Regions from separate parts of the Mus musculus genome. Here all the other regions are linked to region 1. The links are chromatin loops, found by intact Hi-C in ENCODE. Cell type or tissue: heart. All regions are shown on one strand.

The links. A loop is a pair of places that touch in the nucleus more often than their neighbours do. Peaks named below come from ENCODE experiments on the same cell type or tissue, not always from the same donor. Only the 100,000 strongest peaks of a DNase experiment are listed, where the experiment ranks them.
Region 2: a loop joins it to region 1, with 6 times the contacts of the local background. A loop is called at or near these places in 25 of 42 quality-filtered maps.
Region 3: it touches region 1 in a loop (3-fold over the local background); 5 of 42 quality-filtered maps call a loop at or near these places.
Region 4: it touches region 1 in a loop (4-fold over the local background); 4 of 42 quality-filtered maps call a loop at or near these places.
Region 5: it touches region 1 in a loop (3-fold over the local background); 4 of 42 quality-filtered maps call a loop at or near these places.
Region 6: it touches region 1 in a loop (3-fold over the local background); 5 of 42 quality-filtered maps call a loop at or near these places.
Region 7: a loop joins it to region 1, with 1.9 times the contacts of the local background. A loop is called at or near these places in 2 of 42 quality-filtered maps.

Annotation. Positions count from the first base shown.
Region 1 is chr5:72,504,160-72,508,159 of GRCm38, forward strand. It overlaps Corin (corin, serine peptidase), which reads right to left and starts at 49. Exons shown (of 22, transcript NM_016869.3): 1 at 1-49. In heart, CTCF peaks have their summits at 568 and 1,814 (motif pointing left); no DNase peak of the experiment used is centred here; H3K4me3 peaks cover 673 bases; H3K27ac peaks cover 773 bases.
Region 2 is chr5:72,348,825-72,352,824 of GRCm38, forward strand. The region is part of intron 10 of Corin (corin, serine peptidase); the gene reads right to left. Among named protein-coding and RNA genes, the nearest start is that of Gm23712, 68 kb to the right of the region's middle. In heart, a CTCF peak has its summit at 1,689 (motif pointing right); no DNase peak of the experiment used is centred here.
Region 3 is chr5:72,442,444-72,446,443 of GRCm38, forward strand. All of the region lies in intron 3 of Corin (corin, serine peptidase), which reads right to left. Among named protein-coding and RNA genes, the nearest start is that of Gm23712, 26 kb to the left of the region's middle. In heart, a CTCF peak has its summit at 1,762; a DNase peak (open chromatin) is centred at 3,868; H3K27ac peaks cover 427 bases.
Region 4 is chr5:72,410,662-72,414,661 of GRCm38, forward strand. The region is part of intron 5 of Corin (corin, serine peptidase); the gene reads right to left. Among named protein-coding and RNA genes, the nearest start is that of Gm23712, 6.2 kb to the right of the region's middle. In heart, no CTCF peak of the experiment used is centred here; a DNase peak (open chromatin) is centred at 1,550; H3K27ac peaks cover 2,285 bases.
Region 5 is chr5:72,425,633-72,429,632 of GRCm38, forward strand. The region is part of intron 4 of Corin (corin, serine peptidase); the gene reads right to left. Among named protein-coding and RNA genes, the nearest start is that of Gm23712, 8.8 kb to the left of the region's middle. In heart, no CTCF peak of the experiment used is centred here; no DNase peak of the experiment used is centred here; H3K27ac peaks cover 179 bases.
Region 6 is chr5:72,450,036-72,454,035 of GRCm38, forward strand. All of the region lies in intron 3 of Corin (corin, serine peptidase), which reads right to left. Among named protein-coding and RNA genes, the nearest start is that of Gm23712, 33 kb to the left of the region's middle. In heart, no CTCF peak of the experiment used is centred here; no DNase peak of the experiment used is centred here.
Region 7 is chr5:72,699,649-72,703,648 of GRCm38, forward strand. It overlaps Txk (TXK tyrosine kinase), which reads right to left. Exons shown (of 15, transcript NM_001122754.2): 12 at 3,620-3,684; 13 at 961-1,079. Among named protein-coding and RNA genes, the nearest start is that of Txk, 51 kb to the right of the region's middle. In heart, a CTCF peak has its summit at 2,117 (motif pointing left); no DNase peak of the experiment used is centred here.

The DNA of each region.
Region 1 (4,000 bases):
TCTCCGACGCCAAGCCACAGGAGTGAGGGACCGTCTGCCTGGGGACTAGAACGAGCCACTGAGAAGTCTGTGCTCACTGACCTACGGACGGGAAGGAGGTGGCACCCGATGAAAGGAGGAAGGGACAGGGAGAAAAAAGGTTGACTCTGAAGTCACCAGGACTCAGGCCACGCGACCTGTGTGCTGGAGGAGCGAGGAGGGTGGATCTTACCCTCTTTGGGGCGTCAGCTCGGCGGCTGTACTCCTCCGGAGCAAGGGCGGGGGGCCGTTTCGTGAACATATCTTTCTCCTCTGTCCACTCTTATCTCGGTCGCTTTTCTCTGCTCTATGGATCTCGAGGAGAGGCACTACGGGTGTCTTTCTCCTCACTCGGAGTGAAGTTATACTCAGGGGATTGGAGCCCCATATTTTGTCTGCTGGGCAGACCCCACCCGCAGACCACTCCCTCCCTTCACTCACGTCTCTGGGTCCTACCCATAACCCTTAATGAGACAGTTCCTCCATACCCACCCCAGCCTTCAAAAAAGTTATTTTTCTATGGCAGATGGAGAGCCAAGAGTCTACTGCCCCCATCCTCCACACCAGGGAAAAAACAAACAAACCAACCCTTCAACTATGGGGCAGCAGCTTTTGGCCTTTGCTGCTTTGTTGAGGGCAGAACTTTGTTGAGCAGTGTAAAGGGCTGCTCTCTTCCGAACTCTCATTATCACATCTAGAACAGTCTATCCCCTCATACAGGATTCTAGCCAGGCAAGTATCAAAATGAATGTCTTCAGACACTAGCGATCCAATGACAAGTTTGTTGTGTTCGAAAAGATGTCAGGTTTCGAAGGCAGGCATTATTCGTGTTACACAAATTGCAAATCTGTCTTCTGCTACAAGTTTAGGGGGGGAAACGGCGTTGCTGTTTGAGCTTCATGGGCTAGGAGAACTCGGGCCTGCGATTGTCTGACAAGAACCTGCCCAGGCTGAAATCAGGGGCCAGCAAATTCGCGCCCATCAGACAGGGAGCTGCATTCTAATAGCGTCAAGGAAAGCAGTGTAGACATTCCAAAGCAAAGGTTGCATTGAAGCCCAAGACAATTCTTAAATATTTATCGAAAATTGAAAAAAAAAACCGCCAAGGATAACAAAAATTTAAGTTTTCTTAAACGTGAGTTTTAAATGCATTTTTAATCAAAATTTTCAAAATTTCAATAATTATTCAAGGTTATACTGTAGCCCATCTCCACTAGAGAAGGCTACATATAGTAAGCAGACAATAAGACCTTGAGTATCATTGTGTGGACAAAGGCACATTTGTACGAGTGGAAGGAAGTGGTAATGGGTACTTTGCTTCCGAAAAGACATGGAGTGTGGGAATATCATCTATGTGTCGTTAAAGACGAGGGACACTTGACCTCAAGTTATTCCAGCATCAGTGAGGCATGCCATTTCTAACAAGGGTTTCACAATTCACAAACCTGAGTGTTCCAGCATGCCGGGCTCTGCACTAAGCATTTTGCACATACCCTCTTTAACTTAGAGATGAGAGGCAACTGGCATAACCCGCTGAGGTCATTTGGTAGGCAGTGACCTGACACTCCCCAGAGATGGTGGCATTTTGTGACTGAGTTCTGACTGAGACACTGCCTCAGCGCACACCACCACCCACAGGAACCCCATCTGAGAACCCAGAGCCCAGGAGACACATTTGCCAACTCCACCCTGAAGGCCAGAGTTAAGCAGTCTGTGATGGAACAGTGGGTGTACGTTCACCCATCTTGAAGGCTCAGTTGAGTTTCTTTCATTTCAGAGTTCTGCCCTCTGGTGGAGATGATGCAGGAACTATAAACCTGAAATAGCTAAGTAGATTCTTCATGGTGTTCCTGGCTCTTCTATGTTGGGTTCCTAAGGCTGACTGTACTGAGAAGGTGAACGCTCCGAATACCTCCTCCTAATAGCTGCAGCTGCTGTGAGTATCAGAACCAGTAGTCGAGGTACTTTACGCTGCTGGGAGCCCAGTATAAGAAATGAGAATGAACATCTATGTTTAGACTTTGTAATTTTTAATACTGTAAGAAAACAAACATGTCTTATTTTCAAGTTAATTTAATTATGAAGTGTACTCATGGTGATCTTTTTAATGATCATTGTGAAATTATTCTTTTTAAAAAATCATGTCACATACTTAAACTTATATTATGAGAGCTGTGGTTGTTAGCTTTGCTAGGCAAGTGCTAGCCCCTCAGTTTATTAAAACATTAGTAATCACTGTCCATGTCTTAAAATACTCTTAATTTTACAAAAATTAACATCTCTGGTACCATTCTGGACGTTTTATTGTCTATCATTTCAGGCATATATCAAACTATTCATATATTTATAATAAAAACCAAAAACATTAGAGAGATTTATGGGGATTACTGACAAAATACCCATGTGTGTGTTAGTCATAGAAATAATTTTCTGTGCCTTCCTCTTCTTTGACTTGGTCATAAGAATAAACAAAACCCTTCCTTAAAATTAAGGCTCTCACAGCAAGAAGAATGTTTTGGTGTGCCATTTTGAGGTATGCAGACTATAGATAAGAATTATATACTGCATATCTCAAAATGTTAAAACAAATGATTCTGATAGTTTTTTTTTTAAAAAGAGACTTACAGAAAATTAACTTAAAGAAATATGCCTCTAGACTGGGTGATCTTTTTTACAGAGTGACGTTTGGCCATGACATAACTATAGGTCAAATTAGACCTTAATTAATACTACAGATGAAGGCAATTTGGGGTGGGGCTTTCTTAGCAAAGTGGTTGGCATCTCAGCATGATGATGGACAAGTGTCACAGTACTCCACTGCTGATCTACTTGGTGATCTGTCTCATTCATTTAGTGTTTGCCAACTGCCAGAGCTCATGCCTTCCAAGAACTTCATTCCAGTGGAACAACTAAATGAACAATAAAATCAACACACATATTTCAGCTATTGAAAATATTTGCAAATAACATGGGAAGGGTATTAAATCATCAGAGTATATTGTCAGATGATACAAAGACACAAAACTGTGAAACAAAATTAAATAGGACAAAATCCCAGGCAAACTGGAACTTTATACAGAGGAGGATGGGTTTATCTTAAGAGGGAAAGATGCTAGGACTGGAAACACACACCCTTAATCCCAAAGTCAGAGGCACACAGATCTCTGTGAGTCTGAGGCCAGCCTGGTCTACAGAGAGCTGCAGACCAGTCGGGGCTGCATAGTAAGACTGTCTCAAAAAACAACGCATACCTATCATAATCTACCACACAGTGAAGTCCCCCATGATGATTTGTAACGCTGTAGGCAGACCTAATATTTCTGAGTCACCATCCTCTAATACACTCTGGTACTCACTTGGGACAAAGACACTAAGAACTGGCTCACAAGGAAATCTCCGAAGAACACTCCTTCACTTCACCCTCCTCGGGAGCTGCGGGTGCCATCCTATTGCTCAAATGCACTCAACTCTGGCAAGCATCCTCTTTACTCCTCCAGGAGTGGTGACCAATAATCGTAAAGTGAAGTGACACATGGGTATGCACTCGGTGTCTCACAGAGACACTGGCTCAACTATGTGCATTGTTGGTTTATTCATAAAGGCCAGCAAGCAGACACAACCTGTGCAGAGGAATTGTAATCCAGCAACATGGCTGCTCTGGCAAGAGATTATATCCAAAGACCTTCTAGGTCTATATGATCCAGCAGAAGGCAGACACGTCCTGGCTTACAGCATGATCTGGCTGGAATACAGACATGTCCTTAGTACATACCTTTAATTCCTAACAGTAAAATTAAGGTTTGTTTGTAGAAGGAAGCAGCAATGTTTTAAAGTGACATCTAATTGAGGGGCTGACAGGGTGACAAATCAGAGAAAGATTTGACAGAATGAGTCTGATACAGGATACACCCAACTCACAAGAACAATACAGGAAAGAGAGGCTACTCAAGAGCAGCGAGGTGAATGTGTGTGGGGGGGGTGG
Region 2 (4,000 bases), 160 kb before region 1:
AGCCTCCGAGAACAGGTGAGTTTGGGCAGGCTTGAGAGAAGGCAGTAGAGAGTGTCTGTCCCCTTGGTGATCCCAGTTAATACACTATGGACCCCAAGTTATAGAGTTAATCAGACATGTGTTATAAAATTGACCTAAGCACAATGAAGATTCCATGCCTTATTACGAGCAATTATTCAAGTGATTCTTGCTTGTCTGAAAAGTGGTATGATACAAATAGATAAGTAATATGGACTGGGATGAAATAAGCCTCGGGACACTTACTAATCTGGGGATGAGGAGAGCTTCATAGATACAATATTCATAAGGAACCGACCAGATTAAAATGTCATCGACAAAATATGCTCTGAATTTCTGTTTCTAGGGGGAGCTAGGACACCAGGGAACTGACATCATACCAGGTGAAAAGACAAGAAGGCAGAGAAGGCAAGAGTTTGGTCCTTGTTGTCTCCTGTATTTATGAAGAAAGAGTGTGAAGGACCCTTTGTATTCTCTCAGAGTAATAAGCTTAGCTCCTCCCACACTGTGTAATGGTATTAGGGGATAGGGTCCTCAAGAGGTGACTAGGTCATGAGAGCAGTTGTTGGGAATTAGGTCATTGTCCCTCCACACAGGACCTCAGAGAAATCTCCCTCTCTCATCCTAGCATATCAGATACAAAAAGAAGTTGGCTTTGTGTGGTTGAGAAAGGTCCATAGCTGGACTATGCTGGCATCCTTGACCTCAAGCTTCTAGACTCCAGGACTGTGACATATAAATGTCTACTGTTTAAGCCACTTAATTAATTGTAACTTATTATATCTGCTCAGAGTAAAACCATGGGAACTTTCAAATTTTGTGTTCAGATTCTTAAAAGATTTTCTTTTATAGGAATAATATAAAACTCCATAAGCAGTTCATTATCTCCCATACTTTTTTCTCTCTGCCTCTCCCAGAGTCTTTAGAAGAATTTAACGCCCCCCCCCCCCATGGCTTTCCCTACTCACACTCATGCACACAGTCATTTCTAGAGAGCTGTCTTTGCCTTTGCCAATGAAGAATCAGACCTTATTATGAACAATTATTCAAATAATTCTTCTTTGTCTGAAAAATGGTATGATACAAATAAAGAATCGGACCATTCCCACTATTCTCCCTGTCACTTTTGCTACAGGCTTTTTTGCTTGTCACAAGCACCTTCAATTCCAGAGATGAGGAGAAAAAGAGGCCTTTTTCTTCTTCTCTTGATACACTTACAATTTTATAAAATGGAGTTATTCACACAGATGCCACAAGCAATCCTTTTTCTTACACATCTTTTCTTTCCCTTTCTTCCTTTACCATACTAACCATGGCTTAACTTTTTACCAATGTGTTTCTATTAGGTGGTGAACAGATAGTACCATATAGATAATTTCTCTCTGTTCTGACATATGGAGAACAAATCACTTCCTATTTGTCAAAGTGTAACTTTCAGTTTCACTGCCAAGGGTGATGGGAAGATTACATAATGAGCATGCATTATCCTAAAGATCTTTATTGAGTGAGGTAAGGATTGGATCTTATGGTTTTTTTTTCTCTTAAAAGACATTGCTGAACTAGTTAGACTCTTAGATACTCATGCAATCCAAATTCAGTGGCTTTGACCAGTAAGCTTTTATAGCTTAAGCATGAACATGGATGGAGCTGAGTATGAAATAGTCACTAGAGGGCGATCACGTCACAAATTTGAGGATGCTTAGCGTAGACTGATTGGTCCAGCCTGCAAACATTCTGTACAGGTGCAGATAGATCAGGGTCCTGTAGATCAGGTTGAATAAATGACTGTAATGACTTTTTAAAAGCCTGGTGTTCTGTCAATGGCATCTCATTTTCAAAGTCTGCAACAAGAGTGAAAGCGGGACTGTGAACTATACATGTTACAGAGCTGCGAAGTCACTGGGAACTAGGTTCTAAATGATAAGCATTTACAGGAAAAGGTGGCATTTTCAACATTTAGTCATGCCAACCAGACACTCTGCTGAAAGCTCTGAGTCCCTCCCTATCATTATTATTTATAACAGTCTGTGAACTTTCCTACTTCCTGAACTTCAGCAGCAGAATCAGGAGGGTTGCCTAGACTGCCTAGGCCCTGTGGGCTTGGCAGGACTGAAGACAGCTGCTGTGTTTTCTCCTCAGCAGTCACATGATATTTGATGCTTCCTTACTGTAATATCAACAGCTGTAGGTGTCCCATGCCTTGATTCATCAATTGCCACCCAGTACTAATGTGTCAAGTAATCATCTACTCCTTACTCAGCAGGTGGGGATACTTGGAGAAAGACAGCATTCCCCTATCTGCCGTTTTCTACCAGGAGCTGAAATCTTTAACCATTTTGATGTTTGGCTTTTTCATCATGGCCCCAATACTATTTGTTTCTTCTAACTGAAGCTGGTAAAAATCAGACAGGAAGTTTTAGGTGAGAAGGAAGTTATAACTAGGGCAAAGTTATTCACCCCTTCTTCTTCCTTGCTGTTCAATAGGAGCTTTAGAAACAGGTGAGGCGCCATGTTGAAGTAAAGGCAAACAGAACACTGGGAACACAGGAAAACACCAAAGGGGCCCGACAGCCACACCAGGCTTCATAGGGTCTTGATGGATGTGAGTAGAAAGAGGAACTGTGGGAATGATTCTTTCCAGATGCTTCCCCCAGTTGCCTGTGCTGTCTCCTATGAGAGAAAGGTGATGGATTGGTTTCCCTGTGCCATAAGAACATCATCTCTACCTCTACCCCCAATGCAAGGCTATGTCTGAAATTTGCTCCCGGCAAGGCGTGGAGATGTCATGATGCCAGGGAGGCACTGGACAGAATAGTGCAGGGTATTCAAAGCTCTTCTTGTGATGCCATAAGCATGTCAGTACATTGTCTCATTCACAGAGGTGTAAATGTGAGGTTTTGGTTTGTAATGGAAAGTAAACCATGGACTTTCACTAGACTAGTGGTTCTCCTAGCAGTGGGCCCAACCCCTTTGGGGATTGAATGATCCATTCACAGGGGTCCCCTGAGACCATCAGAAAACTCAGATATTTATATTCCAACCCATAACTCCAACAAAATTGTAGTTATCAAGTAGCAATAAAAATAATTTTATGGTTGGGTTGCTACAACATGAGGAGCTGTATTAGAGGGTCACAGCATTAGGAAGGTTGAGAACCACCACTCTAGTGAAAATAGAAATTATAAATACATATAAAAACTGCCTACATCCAGTGTCGGCAGAGACACACACTCGTGTAGCCGAGTCACAGCAGACCACTATGGCTGTCACCATCAACCATGACTTCACACAGGAGTCACTGAGGACATAGAAGATATCCTGAGGCCTGAATCCTACTCAATGCATCTTCAGAAAGCACTGAAAAATGGGGTAATTTTTTTGTGAGATGGTAAGAATTAGTGTCTCCAGAGGCTAGAATCCAAGGAGTGGATGGCTCTGTCCAATGGATATCAACTTTCTTCGCTCACAGCATCCAGGGCATCAAACCAGACACAGTACTGGTCACGTGTGCTAAGCAATCAGCTTTACTAATATATTCCCTGTCTATGTGCCTATTTGTTTATTGTCCCTCTATATTCTAGTTAATTTTGCATTGAAGAAGAGAAAGAAATGTGGTTGGCACATGCCTTTAACCCAAGGACTCAGGAGGCAAAACCCAGCAGATATCTAAGAGTTCAAGGCCAGCCAGGTCTACATAGAGAGTTCCAGCCTAGTTGGAGATACATAGTGAAACCCTGTTACGAAAAAAAAAAAAGGAAGAAATGAGCAATTGTTCCTTGAATAACTTCCTATCTATTATTCCCTGTTCTCTCTTTGCGAATTCCAACTGAAAGAAGCAAACATCACGTAGAGGGGGGGTGGTCAAGAAGCTAAGCACTATTGATGCTAATAATGTTAAGCACTGTAAAATAATCACATTCCCGTCTATAGGAACAGACTTACAAAGGGATAGGCTACCTATCCATCTAGGTAGAGAATCAGG
Region 3 (4,000 bases), 62 kb before region 1:
ATTCTCCCACTCAAAGTTTGCTCTCTGTCCCCTGTCTTCATTGTGTCTATTGAGATACTTAAATTGACATCACTTTATATTATTTGCTGGGGATTCATAATCATCAAATGAGATCATTGAAAGGGAGCACTTCCCTTCTTGCCACTGGCTTAATTATAGAAGCTAGACTGCCCCTGAAGGGTAGAGAGCCACAGCAGTGGTCTGATTCAGAGAGCTAACCTTTCCAGACAGCAAACATATCGCAGGAGCATCCCATTTAAAGTGTCCCTGCATCTTTTCACAGTATGTCAAGTATTATCTTCATAGTAGCACTGACAAATACAGATGGACCTCACCTTCATGATGTACTGATAAATTTATTGAAATTTGCAAGTATCAGCCAGGGCTGTTGGCATAAAGTGTAACCCTAGCTACCCAGGTGACAGAAGCAAGAGGAACATGCGTTCAAGGTTCACATGGACTACAGAATGAGCTCAGGGCGAGCCTGCATGACTTAGTGAAATCCTATCTCAAAGCAACATGGAAAAAAATATATTAAAAGCAGGCTGGGGAATTGTTCAGTGGTGAAGTGTCTGTTTGACCTATGTCAGGCCCTAGGAATCCCAGGCAGTATAAATCAAAAGTCGTGTGTGTGTGTGTGTGTGTGTGTGTGTGTGTGTGTGTGTGTGTGTGTGTGGCAGTGTAGAGCCAGCAGCAGTTGCTTGCCTGTGTGACTAGGTGGCTGACTGGAAGCTGGGGGTTTGTCACTGCCCAGAATCACAGAACATAGTATCACACTCCGCCAGAGCAGGAGAAAGTTCCCAACTCAAAGTAGAGTTTCCACTGCATGCATGCCAAAGAAACGAAAGTCAAGCAACTGTATGTTCCTTAGAGACCTGATCCCACCACCCTCCCACATCGAAGAAATGAATTCTTCACTAGAATGTCACTGGGGGTATACCCAATAATTATTCAAAGAATAATAGATGAGACTAAATCGAAAAACCTCTTGGCTTTAAAAGACTTTTTTTTTTTTATTGAATGATAGCCAAGTAGCTTTAGAAAGCCAGGGTATCTGAGACACAATGGCCTTGTTTCTGCTGCTGACTAACATTGCTGCTATTGATTTCAATAACCTGTTCCCTAGATGTCTTGACAGTGTGGGAGGTGGCCCACACTGTTGCCTTCATAAGATCTATTTATGTCTTTGACTACTGTCTGGACAGTACCTCTGTAGTTGAGAGGGGAGCCTCTCTTTCCTGTCTCTACAAAGCTACACCCTTGACCTTCTGTCATTCTCGTTGGCTTTAGCAGGAGATCTCACCAGAGTAAAGGGAAGGCAGAGGCTCTTTGAACCAAGTTCAAGAGGGGGAGAAATATGAAGAGGAAACACGGCACACAGAGTGCCACAGAGCACCCTCAGGACAGTGGGAGCACAAAGAACAGTACTGAGTGACAACTGTAGGAGGCTCTGCAAACTCTTGTGAAAGCTCGCTGCTCTGGGTCTGAGAAACAGACCACTCACAAAGCTGAGAGATCTCTAAAAGCAACAACAGTACTACTTAGTTTTCTCTTTACAGTGGCCAAATGCCTCATAAGCAACTTTAGGAAAGAAGGGTTTGTCCCATCTTACATTGAGAGGATGCTGGATACAGTCCATCAGGGCGCGTATTGGGGGAGGGGCGTCAGGCAGCTGCTCATGAGACAGCTGGGCACATTGCGCATCTGCAGCCTGGAGCACACAGAAGCTAATGCTGGATTCTCCACTAGCTGGGACTCCATTCCAGAAAACAGCGCCACCTACGTCGGTGTGAGCCTCACTCAGTTAATTCAATCTAGAATATCTCTCGCCCGGGGAAGTGGTGGTGCTCACCTTTAATCCCAGCACTCGGGAGGCAGAGGCAGGTGAATTTCTGAGTTCGAGGCCAGCCTGATCTACAGAGTGAGACCCAGGACAGCCAAGGCTATGCAGAGAAACCCTGTCTCAAAAAAACAAAAACAAAAACAAAAATCTCTCACTACTGGAATGGAATGGAGACTCAGAAACAAATCCACATATGTGCCATCAATTACTTTTGATAAAGATGCCAAGAACAAGTAATAGAGAAAGGATGAACTCTTCAACAGGGTTAAGAAAAACAGGTACTGACGTGCAGTCTAACTCAAATGGATCCTGATCTCACGCCATATTCAAAACCAATTCAAAATGGATCAAAAACTTAAAGATAAAACTTGGAACTGTAGGAAGACACAAGAACAATCTACAGTGGCCTAGGCCTGAGCAATAACTTAAGAATATGCTATCCAAAGTGCAGAGAGCACAAGACAAGACAGACAAATGGTACTATGTCAAGCTAAACGCCTTCTGCACAGACAAGGAAGCAATCAACATTACAGAGAGGCCCCTATGAAGTAAGAGAAAAATATTTGCAAATCATGAATCTGATTCTTATCTGGATCAGAGTTAATGCCTTAAATACAGAAAGAATTTAACAAGAAAAAAAATCCGATTATCAAAAAAGTCCAAGCATCTAGCTGAACAATTCTCAAAAGAAAACACACTACATAAAAAAGAAGTATAATATTGCTAGTCACCACATAAAATGTTAATTAAAACCACAAAAGACATAACTTCATACCTGCTAGACTGGTTCTTATTTAAAAAGAAAGAAAATGGCAAATATTGGTGAATATGTGGTATGTATTAATATAGATATAGTGGAAAGAAGTTTCTCAAAACATTAAAAATACAATTACTAAATGATCCAGACATTCCAATCATAGATAAATAAAGGATAAAAACATCAGACTATTAAATAGATGTCTCATCAACATTATTTGTAAGAGCTAATATTTCGACTCAGCCAACGATATAAACTTATAAAATTATGTGATGTTGGGTATATTATAGAATATTGTTCATCCTTTTCAAAAGAAGAAAGTCTTTGGCTGGGGATATAGCTCAGTGGTGGATTGCTTGTCTAACTGAAGTCGTGGTTTCAAACTCTGTCATTTGCAGCAACATGGGTGAACCTGGAGAACATTGTGTTAAATGAAATAAAGCTAAGCACAAAAATCAAACAATCGCATGAATTTACTCATATGTGAAATCTAAAAATGTCAAGCTATCAAGAACAGATTTATATCAGGGATGGAGAGATGGCTCAGGGGTCAAGGGCACTGATTCCTCTTCCAGAGGACGAGTTTCAATTCTTAGCACCAACATGTGGTTAACACGTGTAGTTACTGTTCCGGGACATTCAACTCTCTCTTCTGGCCTCTGGGGAACTGTTCACACACACGGTACACAGACATGCATGCAGACAAAACACTCATACACATAGAATAAAATAAAACATAATAATAATTTAAAATATTTTTAAGACCAAAGTAATATTATAGTTGCCAGGGGCTGGTGTGAGAAGAGGTGATCACTGGGAGACATTGTTTACAGGGCACAAAATTTCAGTAAGACTGGGAGAATGACTGTGGTAGGCCTATTGTACAATACTATGAGTACAGGTACTGATATGTATTATACACGTTGAAAGTTGTTAAAAGATACCTGGTATGTATTCTCTATAAATACATACATACATGCATACATAGATACATACACATACACACACACACACACACACACACACACACACACACACACACACACACACACACAAATGTCAGTCACAAAGAGAAACCCAGATACCGTGACAACAGCTTTTTCTCATACTTCAGAGCCAGGACTTTGCATTGAGGAGAAAATGTTTGCAAGTCCTCACCTATGGCCCAATTAGACAGAAGTCTTAGTCTATTCCCTGCTGTAGGGCAAAGTCAACCCAGGTCAGAAACACATCAGCTGAGCGGAATGATGACGGTCATCTGCTACACTCGACAACTAACAGAGAAGGGAACGTTCCGTCAGAGTCATTCCTGAGGCCAGCCGATTTGAAAGGATTTCGTGTCCTCCAAAAATTAACGAGAGTGTCCAAGTAAGATAAGGGGAAGCAGGAGGCTTCCTTAG
Region 4 (4,000 bases), 93 kb before region 1:
AACTCGATCCTGTGGAATACAGATAATTATGGTATCGGTAGAGGCAAAGGAAGGAGTCTAGCATGTAGCCAAGAGGGCTGGGAAGTGGATCACATCAGAATCCAGATGTGATTCTAGAATCTAACGGTAGACGGAATGCTACAGCCAGAGAAGCATCGGGGACAGAGGCCTCCCACACAAGATGAAGAAGCACTTCCTACTTCCTTCCTCAGGCTCTCCTGTCTCTTCTGAGAAGTAACCCTTCAGGGCTGTTTCACAGACTGTAGGAAAGAAGTGCCCGGCTCACACCCAGGCTGTGGACTGTGTACTATGTAATACTTTCCCACTTAAAACAGTGCCAGCTGCCTGGTGCAATAACTGGTGCAATTATTTACTTCTTTTCTGTCCTGTTTTGCAGTCCCAGGTCTCATGTGTAGTAGGCAAAGACTCTATCACCAAGCCACATCCAAGTCCAATAAGCTACTCCTTTGACCATGTCTCTCTCTTTCTCTGAGTAACACCTGTCCCACATCAACCTGTTCTAGCCTATGTCTCCCTCCGATATACCATTGAAACCAACTTCTTGTATAAGGTCGGAGTCTACGCTTAAATATTTATCTCTTCACTGGCCTGTGAAGTCATGAGAAAGAGGCATGTTTTCATTCCTCTCCCAACTGTAATAAAGTTCATGGCACAAAGAGTGTGTCTACCGAACTGAAACGTTTGTATATGCGAAATGCATCGTGGCTTCCAAAGTCATCTGAAATACATCGCCTAGGGTGGTAAAGTGGTTCTACTGTCCAAGTCTGATTATTTGTGTTGTGAAGTTGAGATAAAGATGTTTGAATGGACTTGACATTCTCCAAGTCCCAACAGTTAGGAAGCAAAATCATGTAAGCTCACATGTAAGTCACTGATGCTAAGTCAAGGCTCTTCCAAGAGGTGGCATCTCTGTATAGAAAGAGTGGTTAGGTAATTTAAAACTTTAAGTAATTTAAAGTTATAAACATAAGAAAATCTGAGGTTCTGGGAAAAAAAAAACACATCATTTTATCTAAAGCTGGCCATTGTAATGAAAAGCGCCTGGTCAGCTTTTAATAGTTTCGCGGCACTGCCTACAATCACTGTCAAAACAATGATTCTAAGAATCTCAAAGAAAGCATATGGCATAATCTCTCTGAAATGAACCTGCGATTCAATAGAAATTGAGAGTGGATGTTTTGCCGAGGTCCAGCAACTACAATTAGGGAGTCTGATACGATGGAGTGGTTGCTATCAGCAACGAGAGCTGGACAAAGCAAACATGACACTAGGAAAAAGAGGAGGGAGGTGGAAGAACAAACAGCCGAAGCTCTTTCATGGCAGGGGATCTCTTTAGACTCACAGAAATACCACTTAAAAACTGCTTTCCATTTATGATTACAACCAAGGTAAAGTTGAGGATTAGTTGGAACACTCGGCATGATTGATGGGCCTTGACCCTTAGCCCCACTGAGTTCTCACAACCCGGCTATGGAAACACGCACAAATGTTTATTTTTAAAGCTCTCAAGAACAGTTCCCACAGCATTATCACTCCAGCGCGTTATTTACTTTGCAGGGCCCGGCAACAGAGAGGATAAGACAACCGTGAGCCATGTATGAGAACAAATTGTCCCAGGAATTATGACTGATTTAAGGGCAGCTAAGAGGAGATGAATCGACTTCCCAGAACCGTGTATTAAGAAAGGCAGTTTTTACAGGTTGTAGGCTTTGGCTCACTGTAGTCTGGAGAGACATTTAAGAGTTTTTGTGAGAACGGGGCTGTAGTGGAGGGTAGCATTCAAGGATTACTAATTGACTCCCAAGATGGTGGGACATGCTTTTTGGGGAAGCTGGAACAGGACGGTTGGGGGTGCAGGGGCTGGGATTTTAAATAACCCTGGGATGATCTCTCTCACCCTCAGTTTCTTAATTTATAAAATGAAGATGAAAATACCTCGGGGACTTACTTGAGGCGAAAGGAGCTGACAGCTGTGAAAGCACTCTGGTAAAAAAGACTGAGACTCCAAATATAAAGGGAAAATACTGTATCCATGGACCGGTTATTTCACAAGCCAGTCAGCTTTTCCTCGTGTTCATGTCTGAGGCTAAGCAGGAACCTAATGTGAGCCTGAGTTCACAGTGTCTGTTGCCTGCACAAGCATACGTGTTTCTTCCCTCTTTGTCAAGAAGATCCCCTTTCCAGCAAAATCATCATTCCTCATCCATGCAGTTGGCTCCAAGCTACTCTCCTGTCATTTATCCTACCTCTCTGTAGTTTCTGCATGGCAGCATTTACATGTGTCATTGGTGTTCCTCTCTTTCTTTTCATATGTATTATAGTCTATGTTCAGTATCCCTCAAAAGTCATGAACTGTGATCTGGTGGTGGTGGAGGTGGTGGTGGTAATGGAGGTTGTAGTAGAGGTGGTGGTGGCAGAGGTAGTGGGGGTAGTGGTAGTGCAGATGGTGGTGGTGATGGTGGTGGTGGTGGAGGTGGTAGTGGTAGTCATGGTGATGATTGTGATTGTGAGGATGATGGAATTGAGGAAGAACTGTTTAAAACTTAAACATCTGTCGGGGTTTCTTAAACTCAGTATCACTGAAATTTTGAACCACACAATTCTACAATAGGGACAGTACTTTGTTTATTGAGGGATGTTAATCAGAATGTCAGGTCTCAGTAACGGATTCAATTAGTGATACAACTTCATTTCTACTCAGGTGTAACAACTAAAATGTTGGAAAATCACCTACAGTTAAGTGCAGCATTGCTGGGCCGGAGAGATGGCTCAGCAGTTAGGACAACTGGCTGCTCTTCCTAGAGGACCTGGGTTCCATTCTTAGCACCCACCTGGGAGCTCACAACTGTCTGTAACTCCAGTTCCTGGGGTCTGGCACCCTCACACAGACATGCTTGCAGGCAGAACACCAATGCACATAAAATGAAAGTAAATTGATAATTTTTAATAGAAGCACATTGCATGGGTATAAATTGCTACTATGCTCACTGATTGTATTTGTCAGAGGCCCTAGGGTCTGTATTCTGAATACAACAGGCATTTCGTTTACTCAATGAAAAAAAACATGAGAGAAAGACTGCACTGTGAGATCTGCAAGGTGGTCTTATATGATTTACTCTATAATAAATGCTTTTGTACTTGATGTACAATATATTACTACCACATAAACTTTTTTCAGTAGGTATATAGGTGTGCTAGAAATCATATTCTTATATATACATGAAGATCATTAGGTATCAGTGGCTTCTCCTAGAGCATAAGAATTATAAATATATGTGAGATGTGCCTATTGTTCCATCAAGATTGAGGCACAAGATATTTTTAAATCTAGAAGTGTATTTCATTGAAAAATGACATTTCAGAAAAACATTTAGAAAAAAGTTACATAAAAAAAATAACTGCAACTAAAAACCTACAAAGATTCTGGGACTCTGATTACTTAAGAAAATACTACTCTAGTGAACACATGGCTCTAATTATAACTGTTTCACCATTTTGCCCAAAGTCATCAATCTTTTCATAGATTAGAAGTGCTACAACACTTCCTGATAGCGTTGAACTGATATTCCCAGTGACATCTCAGGGTGACTTAATGAAGAATGGATACTGGTGAGTGGGTGTGTGTGATTTTGACTTTCAAAAACCTGCTACTCTTGACCTATAATATGGATTCTGATTATTAGAACACCCAAGGAGTCTGACTTGGAGACTCTCCATACGTATTCTTGAATCCATGTCAATTATGATATTTTCAAAAAGACCACTAATAAACACATTTAAATGTTTTTACCCAATCGACCACGAACAAATGTAGAGGAAACAAGGAAGTCTTGGGGACCCTTCTAAATCTACTTCCTCATCTTTCCATCAGAGTGTGTGTGTGTGTGTGTGTGTGTGTGTGTGTGTGTGTGTGTGTTGGAGGCTGGGATCAGGAATTAACAGGGGATCTCTACTAAAACAATGTGTCCATTCAATGAAA
Region 5 (4,000 bases), 79 kb before region 1:
GGGCAGATGTGTTTCACTTTTCATCACATGGAATTCAGTGGTGAGACAGGCTACACTATTTTGGAATATAAGGATCTATATCCAAGCAACAACACACTGGCAACTGAAAAACAGGACTTGGCAGAAGGGAAGGACCACTTTGATTATCAGAATGACTATTTTAGGATGGGTGGTTGTTCCTAGTTGATATGTGAAGTACATTTGGTGAGGTGCAAAAAAAAGTCCCTGATGCATTTCAATTCAAATGAAGGCAGAGAGTTCTGATGTACCTCTCCAAGTATTTGTTGACACATTTGATTAATTTGGAAACATGTAACCACACAATGATAATAAGGACTTGTAGTATTTTTACTAGGAAGGATGTTTTAAAATAATTAATCTACCAAAAATGTTGTTCGTTTCATCTATAACTTCATTACTGAGTTTATTTCCAGGAAATTTTATTATGATACATCTAAAAATATATAGATGTTTATCTAGAAAATTTTAATGTTCATCATAAATGTAAATTTGTTAAACAGCTAGAGATACCAAAATAAACTTATACGACCAGTAGGCTTTTAAGAGTTATAAATCATATTTTTTTCTGTCAAATTGAGCAACTTTTAAAAAATATTTCATATAAATTCTTTGAGAATTTCATGCAACAACCACCACCATCATGCAATATATTTGATCAAATTCATCCCTCACTTCTCCCCTAATGCCTGCCAGATTCATCATCATCTCCTAACCAACAATTATCTGTCCTTTTGTTTTTATTAAGCTATTAAGCCCAATTTGTGCTTTCCTGAATTTGGAGCCATCCACTAGAGTGTGCTTGACCTACTATAGACAATTAAGGAAAATTGACTCTCCCTTCCCCTAAAGACATCAAATGTTCACAGATCCTCAAACGAGGTAAGATCTTAAGAATCCCCTTAACACTCTATGCTAGAATGTTGATCTTGCGTGGGTAGCCGCAGCTGCTGTGTGGGTTCATGACTACAGTGATTGTATTAAGTCCAGAAGACACTGTTTTATTCAGGTCCTCTCTGACTTCTGACTCTTACAGTCTTTCTGTCCCTTTTAACAGAATGGTCCCTGAGCCCTGGCTGGGTGTTTGTGATAGATAACAGATGGTCCAATGATAGATAGCAGATGGTCCATCCGTGGTTAAGACACAACCACTTAGCTCCTTCTCTGCCTTTTGATGAGTTGTGGGTTTCAGAACTAGCCACCATCTACTACATGAAGAAATTTCCTTGATGAAGTCTAAGAGCTGTACTAATTATTGGATATAGCGATACAAAGTTAGAGGGTTGGTTGATAGCATGCCCTCTGAAAAGAATAATAATGGTAGGTTCACCTCTGGGACCTGTGTGATTCTCTAACCCAGAATTCTTGGCCAGATTTACAGTTGGAAGCACATGTTCCATGCTATGGAGCAGGCCTTAAATTCAATCAGAAAACAGCTGGTTACCCTCGTAGCATTCTTGCCACTATTGCGTGGACATGTCTTACCACACTGGTCATTGTAGTTGACAAGGGTCACAGCAGAGGAAGCCTCTTGGTTATCACCCCTCCCACCCCCCACTGGATGCCCTGTGGGTGCTTTCCTTTGGGCTCCCTAAAAACAATCATTTCATATAACTATACTTAGAAAAAATAAGAAATTAACAGTAGTACAATGTCTTTGAGCTAAATGTTCTGCTAAACTATTGCCAAGATCTCATATCGCCACTGTCAACTTGTACTTTTAATAAGCTATGCTGACATATTAGGAGAACTTTATATTTAAAACTCTTTTGGTGAATGTTGGGAGGATGATTTGTGCCTGGGAAAACTTCAAACATTGCCCATGATCTCTGCCTTCTACAGCTCCTGCCTGCAGAAGCCCTTGTCTTGATTACGTACTGACCTTTTAACTTACTTCCAACCACAGAAACTCATAGGATGTCATGCATTATTGAGCTACATATGCTTATGACTTCTGTCTTATTTACACCCCCCACCCTTTTCTTTCTTGCTGATTTTGACAGAGCAAATTGCCATACTTATTAAGGAGACCACGTGCATGGTTGCCCTTGAGGGTGATTCATTTTTCAACAGCTCTTGAGAAAAGGAAGCTCTTCTAATGACTCATGAACTTAGAAATGGATCCTTCCCCAGTCAAGCCTTCCAATAAGACCTCAGCTCTAGCCAGCATGTTAATATGCACTGTGAGACTCTGGAGCAGAGGAGACAGATACAGGACCCCGAGGTTTCTATTTCCATGTGAGTTGTTTTACGCCATTGAGAGTGCGATAATGCATAACCCAGCTATTGGTAATGATAGTTTTCCTTGGCACATCACTTTGCAAAAGTCACATTAGTGAGTTCAATGTGCAATTTATGGATGAGACTTAGTAATTTTTAATACAATCCTACTTTGTCCTTTCTTAACTGAACTGTTCAGCAGCAATACTCACAAAGTCAGAGTTAGACATCTCACAGAACTGTGACCCTTCCTCAGCCAGGAAGACACTGTTCATGTCTAAAGAGTCTTGTAAGACCATGTTCTCCTTTTCTGTTACAAGAGAACTTAAAACTTAAAAAGGAGATCTCAGGCCCAACCACTGGCCCTAGCATCTTTACCTAAGGGTTTCACATATGAGCCAGCATAATGCAAGAATACGAATTCATCACTATTGCTAGAAAGAGCAAGACAACGGGTCACCTGGTGCCACTGTGAGGGTCCAACAGCACCTCAAGTGACTGAACAAAACTTACATGCCATAGAAAAGAGAGACAGAATGCTAACTTGGTCTCTACCTGCACTGGGCATGGAGATTAAGAAGTGTACAAGTGAAGGTTGGTCTTTTCCATAGTCTTCCACCAGAAAATAGATAATGGAAGGAGTCACCATATTCTTTATTCTCTTTCATCTGAAACTCAACAACTAAGACTCTGATTATCTTGTCTTTATTTGTAATAATCATGGGTCCAGCATGGAAAAGAGGACCCACTAAGGTTGGAGCATGGGATAGTATTCCATGAAAAAACGGTTGACAAAAGCAGTGATTCCTAATACCAACAAGGGTTAGTGCAGTAGGGTGAGGGCCAGGAGCTATTAACACCTAAGTTTAATGAGAAAGGGAATAATTGCTGGAACTTAGGAAGAGCCATCTAGGGAAGGCTATTACATGGGAGCCAAGTTCTTTCACATAAGATGCACCCAATATGTGCAAGTTGGCACAGAGGAATATGAGGTGACCATAGTAGGTGGCCACTAGGTGACCTGCCTATTCTGCATCCTGATATACTGGTGGCTCTCCAGGCATGAACCCAACAGAGAGCCCATATGTGATCGTTGCTAAAACAGTGTCTAGGGAAGAGTTGGAGAAGAGGCATGTGGCAACTGACTATGAAGGAGTAAATGAAGACTAGCCTGCACACAGCTGCATGCCCCACATCCAACTGGGTGGCGCAACAAATACTTGTAGAGAGGGGAAACATGATGGCATGTTGAGTAGATGATTCAACTACTATTAACTTAATATCTGGTAGGAGGCTGTATAACTCAGAATCAGCGAATGCAGCCATAGCAGGCTTTGAGGGTGGCTGTTTGTGCATCTCAGGGGGCTGCGTCAGAAGGACATAGTTTGGATCGAAGCAAAAGCACATCACAGTCCATGGAAGAAAAGTGGTTGCAATTTCCACTCAAGCAAAAGTTACTCTTGTGGGCTTCTTGAACTAGAATAAAAAATGATCGCATACTAAGATCATTTTCATGTCTGTTCATGCCATTAAACTGACCATCTATTGATTTATTTGCTATTTTTCATTCATTTATTCATTTAATCACTTCACATCCTGGTTGCAGCCCTCCTTCCTCCTGGTCCCCCTCATATAGCTCCTCTCCTTATATCCCCTTCCATTCTTTTCAGAGAAAGTTACCTCCCACCAATATAATGTAAGCTCTACAGAGCCAATAGATGGTTCCTGGGCATTTTCTTTGCAGTGTCTCCCTAGTATACAG
Region 6 (4,000 bases), 54 kb before region 1:
TTATAAAGAAAATTTAAATTACTAGGCTATTAATTAATATGCCTACTGTTTGCTAAAATACCCTGAGTACCAAGTTGGGTGTTGTAATATAAGTAACATATTCAGGAAGCTTCTACTATGCTGTCTGGGTCATGAAGGTGTGTGGCCATTTTTCTGTATTTAAGCCATTACGAAGGCAACCTTCAGAAACGTGTTTGGTCTTCAATAGAGAAGAAAAGCAAGCGTGCATCGATCGCTCCTTTCTTACAGCTATCATATGATTAAGCAATAGAGCTGCGTACGCAGTGATATACTCATGGATAGAAACTCAAATGAGCACCAAAACTCCATACTGGTGACTGTTACATGTTATGTTGCCACATGATGTAGAAGATGCTTAAATTATTTTATAACCCTTTAAAGAAAGATATACAATTAAGAAATTTTTATGTGGAATTCTTATATCACTCAAATGTACCCCCAAGGCCCAGAAAATGAGCAAAGCAACTTGATACGATGATGATGATGATGATGGTGATGGTGATGATGATGATGATGATTTTGAGGACAGTTGGATGCTTCAATTCGCACTGTCCACAGTGAATTAAACAACCAGACAGAAAACTATTAGGAAATTAGAGAAATAATACATTTTTGCTTCCCTTATAACTCAAAGAAAACTGAAAACTGGAAGCATGTGTCCTACCTCAGCTTGTACAAGAATCACAGCAGTATAGTTCATGGGTGCTAAAAAAAAAAAAAAGGTAGGAGCAACTGAGATACCCATCCTTGGAAGGATGAATAGATACAATATTTCATATCCATTCAATGGAATATTACTTAGCACTGAAAAAGAGGATGAAGTCATCATACGTGATACGGATACATACTGAAAGCACCCAAATAGAGAGAAACCTGTGTTGTCTAATAAGCTTCCACGTGCGTCCAGCTTTTGATCATTGAGGCACCTCGTGGTCACAGACAAAGCCCACACAGAGGACCACACAGCTGAGTTACAAAACCCATTCCATGATGTGCTAAATCAACTCTGAATTTTGAGGCATGCTCATAGCTATCCTTGGCCAGATGCAGGCCATGGGCCTCAGGCTTGACACACCCACAAATTTCAAAATGAGCAAGCCCAGAGAGGCATAATTTTATTAGCTTAGGTCAGGGATTGCATAAAAAGGGAATATGAAACAATAGAGCAGAGGTTTTGTAGCCAGTAAATAAATAAAATAAAATTAGGTAGTAGTAATAATTGCACAACTTTATAAATACATTAAAAATGGCTGACTTGGACATATCAGGAAGGTGGACTTAATATGTTGCTAATGTCTTAGGAAGCAGTTACTGTCTTTGTTAATTTGTTCTTTAACAATTTGACCCTTGTGTAGAATGCATTCTGACCACAGATCTCCTTCTGCTGTCTCTTACCCATCTTCTACCTCTGCCCTTCCTCCTACCAAACTCCCATTCTGCTTATAGGTCCTTTTGGTTTGGTTTTGCTTTTTAAAAGCACTTATTTTCCCCCCCTAGGGGCTGCCTACCAGAGACCTGAGAAGAGAAAAGAACACCGGAAGTTCTCAGGACACCAATCCATTTTCTGACACTTCACCAGAACAGTCTACTTTAGTGTGAACCACACTCTATGTGATCGCCAACCTCTTGCTAGCGAGTCGTCCCTTTCCTTCAACATGTGTTTAAATACTTAAAATGTATATAAAGAAAAAAAGTTATAAAATGGAACCCAGACATAGCACGCAACCTAGAAACATGTCTCTTGCTGAAACACAGCATTAACGTTTACAGTGGGTCACCTCCTTCTCTCCATCTCCCTTGGAGTTCACAGTGAGGGATCAGGAAAGCCCAGAAGTACAGCCTGTCACGTGAGGCTACCCCCATGAAGAAAGGCTGGTGGCTATGGCATAGTAGTTATGTGGTATATTCTAGTTAACACTTTGTAAGTGCAGAATTCTCAGCCATGACGATGATAAAAGGGTCCCTCAAGAAAAAGTGTACTGGAGCAAGACCGTTTCTAACTACCTTTGGATAAGAGTTGGTCAGGAAATCCAGGTAGACCATCTGGCCATGGTATTTGGTGATCAAAGTACACTTAAATGGCTTTTACATATACTAGGAAATTTAAAACTCTTAGTTGGAGAACAGTAATAACACAGGGAGAGAAACCAGTTCTTCTGGCAGATGCTAATATGAAAAGAAGACATTAAATGATATCTTAACATTGGTTAAATAAAACCAAGCAGTGGAAGTGTGATCAGATGCCACCGACATATATTAAATATTTTCAGTGAATACACTTTACCTAGTCATTTAAGTGGTCGCTGTTGTATCAAGAACAGCACGGCCAGCCATCATTAAAACCAAAAGAAAACAGAAAGAGTGAAAAGCCAATGACTCTATTCCCCCAGAGGCTAAGTTGTGTGCCGTTACAGTACTCTGAGCACTATAAACTATAAATTCTACCAGGAGCAAAAGGCACTGAGAGAGCACTGGCCCAGGAGACCCAACACCCGAGACACAGCTTCACATCCACCAGTTGCCAGCTAAATGGTACGGGACACGTCAACTTGATTTTGTGTCTTAAACAATGAAGCGCGTGCTTGCCTATCCTGTGGTGCTCATCAGTTAGCTTTGGGGCTCGCACCCAAATATGCCTTCTAAACCATCAAATACTCAGGAATCCCAGACTGGCATTCTCACTAGAGTATTTTAAAATAGAAGCTCCCAGTGGCCAACGGTTCCAGTTAACATCAACAGTGGGTTGGGAGTCTCCTCGGCAAGCAGTCAAGCACACCAACAGCACAGATGGGCAAACTGTCAAAGGCTTCAGCCTCTCCTCATGCAATCACTGTGATTTCACCTGGATTTCATCTCTGTGTCAAAATAAGTTCCTATCCAGCCAGAGGAAGAGAATACCCACGTCAGGGGTTCCATCAAAATTCCAAGCTAAACAGCAGGCACCCTGTATTTCTTTTATTCTCCAGGGTATGTGCTTGTCAAATTGATTTGAATCTTAATGAATGGCAGAACTTTCAACCTACAGACAAATCCACTTAGAGGAAGAAAATGACAGTTGCCATAATTGTAACCTCGTTAGCTGGGCTGTTTTTATGTAAATGGCTTCTTCACTTCTGATGGAAAACACCGTCCTTGAGAGAAATGAAGTGCTAGAGCAAAATATGAAACCTCGGAATTAAACTCACGTTGAAAATCATTTTAACGTGGCATAATTCTGCTTTGCAATATTGCAATCCAGGTCGCAAGCCTGCCTGCACCTGGATCGCTGGTGCACACTGAGTGTAAGAGATGGCTAAGACCCATGCGTACACTGTGAAATAGTGGAATGGAAGCAGACTGGGTTTCGTGAACTGGAGAGACAAAACAATTCTGCTTTCTCTCCAGCACTGGCCAAGCCACACCGTGAGAGCTCCAAGTTAACTTACAGCTTTCCCTGCCTATGAAAAGAAATACTCTGGCTGGGACTAAGATGCGATTCCTTTTGTGGGTGTCATGAACGAGAGAGGAAACAATGTGACCATGCATGGATGAGTGTTTTGTCATTTCTGATGACATCACCTTGCTGAAGGGAATTTAAAAAAAAAAAACCAACAGGACAATGTCATAGAAGGCCTTCTTTTTTTTTTTTTTTGTATCCCTTTACACACAGATATTGCACAAGGTCTTCTGGAAGTGGGATAACTTTACTGAAGGTCTGGGGCCGTCTAGGGGTTGAGTTACATTCCATAGTATGATGTCTCCCTATTCTGTCTTTTCTCTCTGGCCCAACTCTTTTTCTGGAAATCCTAACTCTGCCTTGGAGTTCACCCAGCAGGAGTTCTTGGCAAGTGCCACTTTCCAGAAGGTGTGATTGTTTGCAGTTGCCAAGATGTCCAGTAACTGTCACCACTAATAAAAGAAGAAAGCAAGACACAGACAAGACAAACTCACCTCTAAAGCAAATAGGGGTGAGTTTTTAGTCACGTTCTCCTCTTCCTCT
Region 7 (4,000 bases), 200 kb after region 1:
GCTTGCTGGGGAAGGAAAAGACCAAGAGAGCAGAGCTGTGTGGGGAGGTGTCTGACCCCAGACACCAAAGCAGTTACAAGAAGAGTTACAAAGAATGCTACACTCCTCCTTTGGGGGCCCTGTGTTCCATCCAATAGCTGACTGTGAGCATTCACTTCTGTGTTTGCTAGGCCCCAGCACAGTCTCACAGAGACAGCTATATCAGGGTTCTTTCAGCAAAATCTTGCTGGTGTATGCAATGGTGTCAGCATTTGGAGGCTAATTATAGGATGGACCCCCGGGTATGGCAGTCTCTAGATGGTCTATCCTTTCGTCTCAGCTCCAAACTTTGTCTCTGTAACTCCTTCCATGGGTGTTTTGTTCCCAATTCTAAGAAAGGGGTCTGCAACCCTATAGGTGGAACAACAATATGAACTAACCAGTACCCCCAGAGCTCGTGTCTCTAGCTGCATATGTAGCAGAAGATGGCCTAGTCGGCCATCATTGGGAAGAGAGGCCCCTTGGTCTTGCAAACTTTATATGTCCCAGTACAGGGGAATGCCAGGGCCAGGAAGTGGGAGTGGGGGCGGGGGGAGTCTGGGGGACTTTTGGGATGGCATTTGAAATGTAAATGAAGAAAATACCTAATTTAAAAAGAAAAAAAAAGGAAAAAAAAAAAAAAGAATGCTACATCATGGCAAGGCGGTGGTGGCACACGCCTTTAATCAGCACTCCGGAGGCAGGCAGAGGCAGGCAGATTTCTGAATTCAAGGCCAGCTTGGTCTACAAAGTGAGTTCCAGGACAGCCAGGGCTATACAGAGAAACCCTGTCTTGAAACAAACAAAAACAAAAAAACAAAACAAAACAAAACAAACAAACAAAAAAGAATGCTACATCATATCAAAAAACAAACAAGCGAGAGAAGAAAAGAGAAGGCTGCCTTTGTAGCAAACCTAGCGACAGCAAATGCATGCACTCACCGAACGACCAGACATCAGACTTGCTACTGTATTTGTTGAAATGAAAGACTTCAGGTGGGCACCACTTGACTGGGAACTTAGCTCCAGAAGAACTGATATATTCATCGTCCAAAACATACCTGCCACCAGGGGATTCGAGCACACTGTGTTAATGGCCTCCGAGGCCTACCTGCTTCAAACACCTCTGACAGCTCGGATCTGCTAAAACAGCCTTTCCCCTGGAAAGGGCTTGTGCCTCTTGTTTTCTTGATGGCAGACAGGGAAATAGTTCTTTATTTGTTTTCTCCTCTAGAACCAGGTCTCCTTGGATTTCACCGGCTCTCTGAAAACTACAGTTCTACAGTCCCAACACTGGGGAAGTACTTATGTTCTTTAGAGTCCGAACTTAATTCTGCAAAGAAACAGCCCTGTGTTCTAACAGTAAAGGTAACAACAAGGTAGTAAATAAATGATAAGTGAAAAGCCGTACACGTCATAAAACATGGATCCAAATTGGTGCCACATTTTCTCTCACTTACTTATATTTTGTGTGGCACAAAAAAAGGGGGGATAAGTGTGTTCTTATAGAACTTCTGATATGAAAAATATCCAGTATATTATAATGTATGTATATTTTATATAGATTAGAAATAACTTTTCTTAAGACTCATATGCAGGAATATGAAATGCATGGGGAAAGAGACAGCTGGCTTTGGGCTCTTGCATATACAATAATGGTTCTTTTTTACTTATTTATTTATTTATTTATTTATTATTATATCTAAGTACACTGTAACTGTCTTCAGACACACCAGAAGAGGGCATCAGATCCCATTATAGATGGTTGTGAGCCACCATGTGGTTGCTGGGATTTGAACTTCAGACCTTTGGAAAAGCAGTCGTAACCACTGAGCCATCTTTCCAGCCTTATAATGATGTTTTTTAGCTATTTATTATTGCTGTCTTCATGTTCCCACTTTCCCCCACATATTCTATCACCTTTCGCCTTTAGCCCCTCTTCGGTAAAGACTACCTAAGGTTGGAGAGATGGCTCAGTGTTTAAGAACTCTGGCTGCTCTACCAGAGGGCCCAGGGTCTGTTGCCAGCACCCACAGAGTGGCTCACGGCCTTCTGTAACTTCAGTTCCAGGTAATAAGATGCCCTCTTCTGGCCTCTGTAGGTACTGCATGCACGTGGTACACAGACATACATTCAGGTGAAACCCCTCCATACAGAAAATAAAAATAAAGTCGGAAGAGAAAAATGTTTTAAAGGTACTGGTGAATGCCTTTAAATTCAGCACTTGAGAGGCAGAAACAGGATGGTATCTGTGAGTTCTTGGCCAGTCTGGTCTACATAGAGAGTTCCAGGACAGCCAGGGCTACATAAAGAGACCCTGTTTCAAAAGAGAAGACTGTGTAAGAGGAAACAGAGGAGGGCTGTTCCTTTCCCACTAGAGAGTCTCTACATTAGACTTTAGATAAAAAGGCTAGATCTGTTAATAAGATGTGGGAGGGGGGTGGGAGGGAGGACAGATCCCTGAGGAAGAAAGTTCTTGTCCACACAGGAGGTTGGTGGGACACCAGTTCTGTGTTGCTCTTTAGTTCCAGGAAAGGCAGAAAGATTCTGGAATACAAATGGGTCTTGTCTTGCCTCAGTAAACTAGGTCTTTGTCAGCTCCATGGAACTTTCTGAAGGAATCCTCTATGTAGACAGTCAACAGCCACCTGTGCAAATGGCTAGGCAGAGTGAAGTGGGAGGACAATAGCTACATAGATCTTGGCTGCATATTGCAACAGAACCAGCCAGGCCACCTCCATGACAATGCCCATGAGACACTTAAAACTTGGACTGCTGAGGAATGCAGAAAAACATCTGGAATTCATTAGGGTTAAATTTCTGGGCCTCAAACAAAAAGAAGAGCTCAAAATGTTTTTTAAAAAATCCTTGTATATATATGTGTATATATACAAGGATATATATTAGGTTTATCCCAGTGATGACTAAAACCAGTTTCCAAAAGTGGTTATACAGTGTCTGATGGTGACCTAATCAAATAGGTTTCTCTGTTTCTCTTTCAAAAATGCATTCAGCATGAAAAATACACTTACTTCATCACACATATTTTGAATGGACTGAAAAATTCTTGTTTTCATTTTAAGATCTACCATAGTTGTATCAACAACAACCTGAAAGAGGCCGGCAAGAACAGGCCACAGCAAGCACCCTCCCCCTTCAGGATAGGTAGAGCCAGCACCTATCCTGAAATCCAAGGCAGGCTGAGCCATGCAAGCCACGTGAACACTAAGCCCACAGGGATGCTTTCCTCAGAGCAGAGAGAGAGAGAGAGAGAGAGAGAGAGAGAGAGAGAGAGAGAGAGAGGGAGAGAGAGAGAGAGAGAGAGGAGAGAGAGAGAGAGAGAGGTAATAGCAACTTCATTTTGCAAGACTGAAAATGGAAGACTTGGTTAGCAAGATGGCTGGGGGCTGGGGAAGGGGGGGTGCTTAATACAAAGAATTTATAGGGTACAAGGGAAGAACTGAGTTTCATCAATTGATCGTTGACATTTACATGTGCACACACACACACACACACACACAATGTTTTGTTTTGTTTTAAAGCACAAGATTCCCTCTTACAAGTGAGCAAAGTAGACAGAGAGAGGTGTCACATCACGTACCTCGCCATGCCGAAGTCTGAGATCTTTACTACGCAGGCAGAACTGACCAAACAGTTCCTGGCAGCCTGTAGAAAGAAGAGAAGCATCCACCATGGGTCCTTCTTTCACATTTTTTTTTACATTACCTGTCTGCATGTGAACTTCGTGGAGACATCAATTACGGATGCACTTGTAGGCCATGAATTTTAATGAATCTTTTTTTGGGGGTGGGGGTACAGTTCGAGTTAGGGTTTCTCTGTTTAGCCCTGGCTATCCTGGAACTCACTTCGTAGACCAGGCTGGCCTTGAACTCAGAAATCCACCTGCCTCTGCCTCCCAAGTGCTGGGATTAAAGGCGTGTGCCACCACGCCCGGCTTAATGATTCTTGAATGTCACAAAAA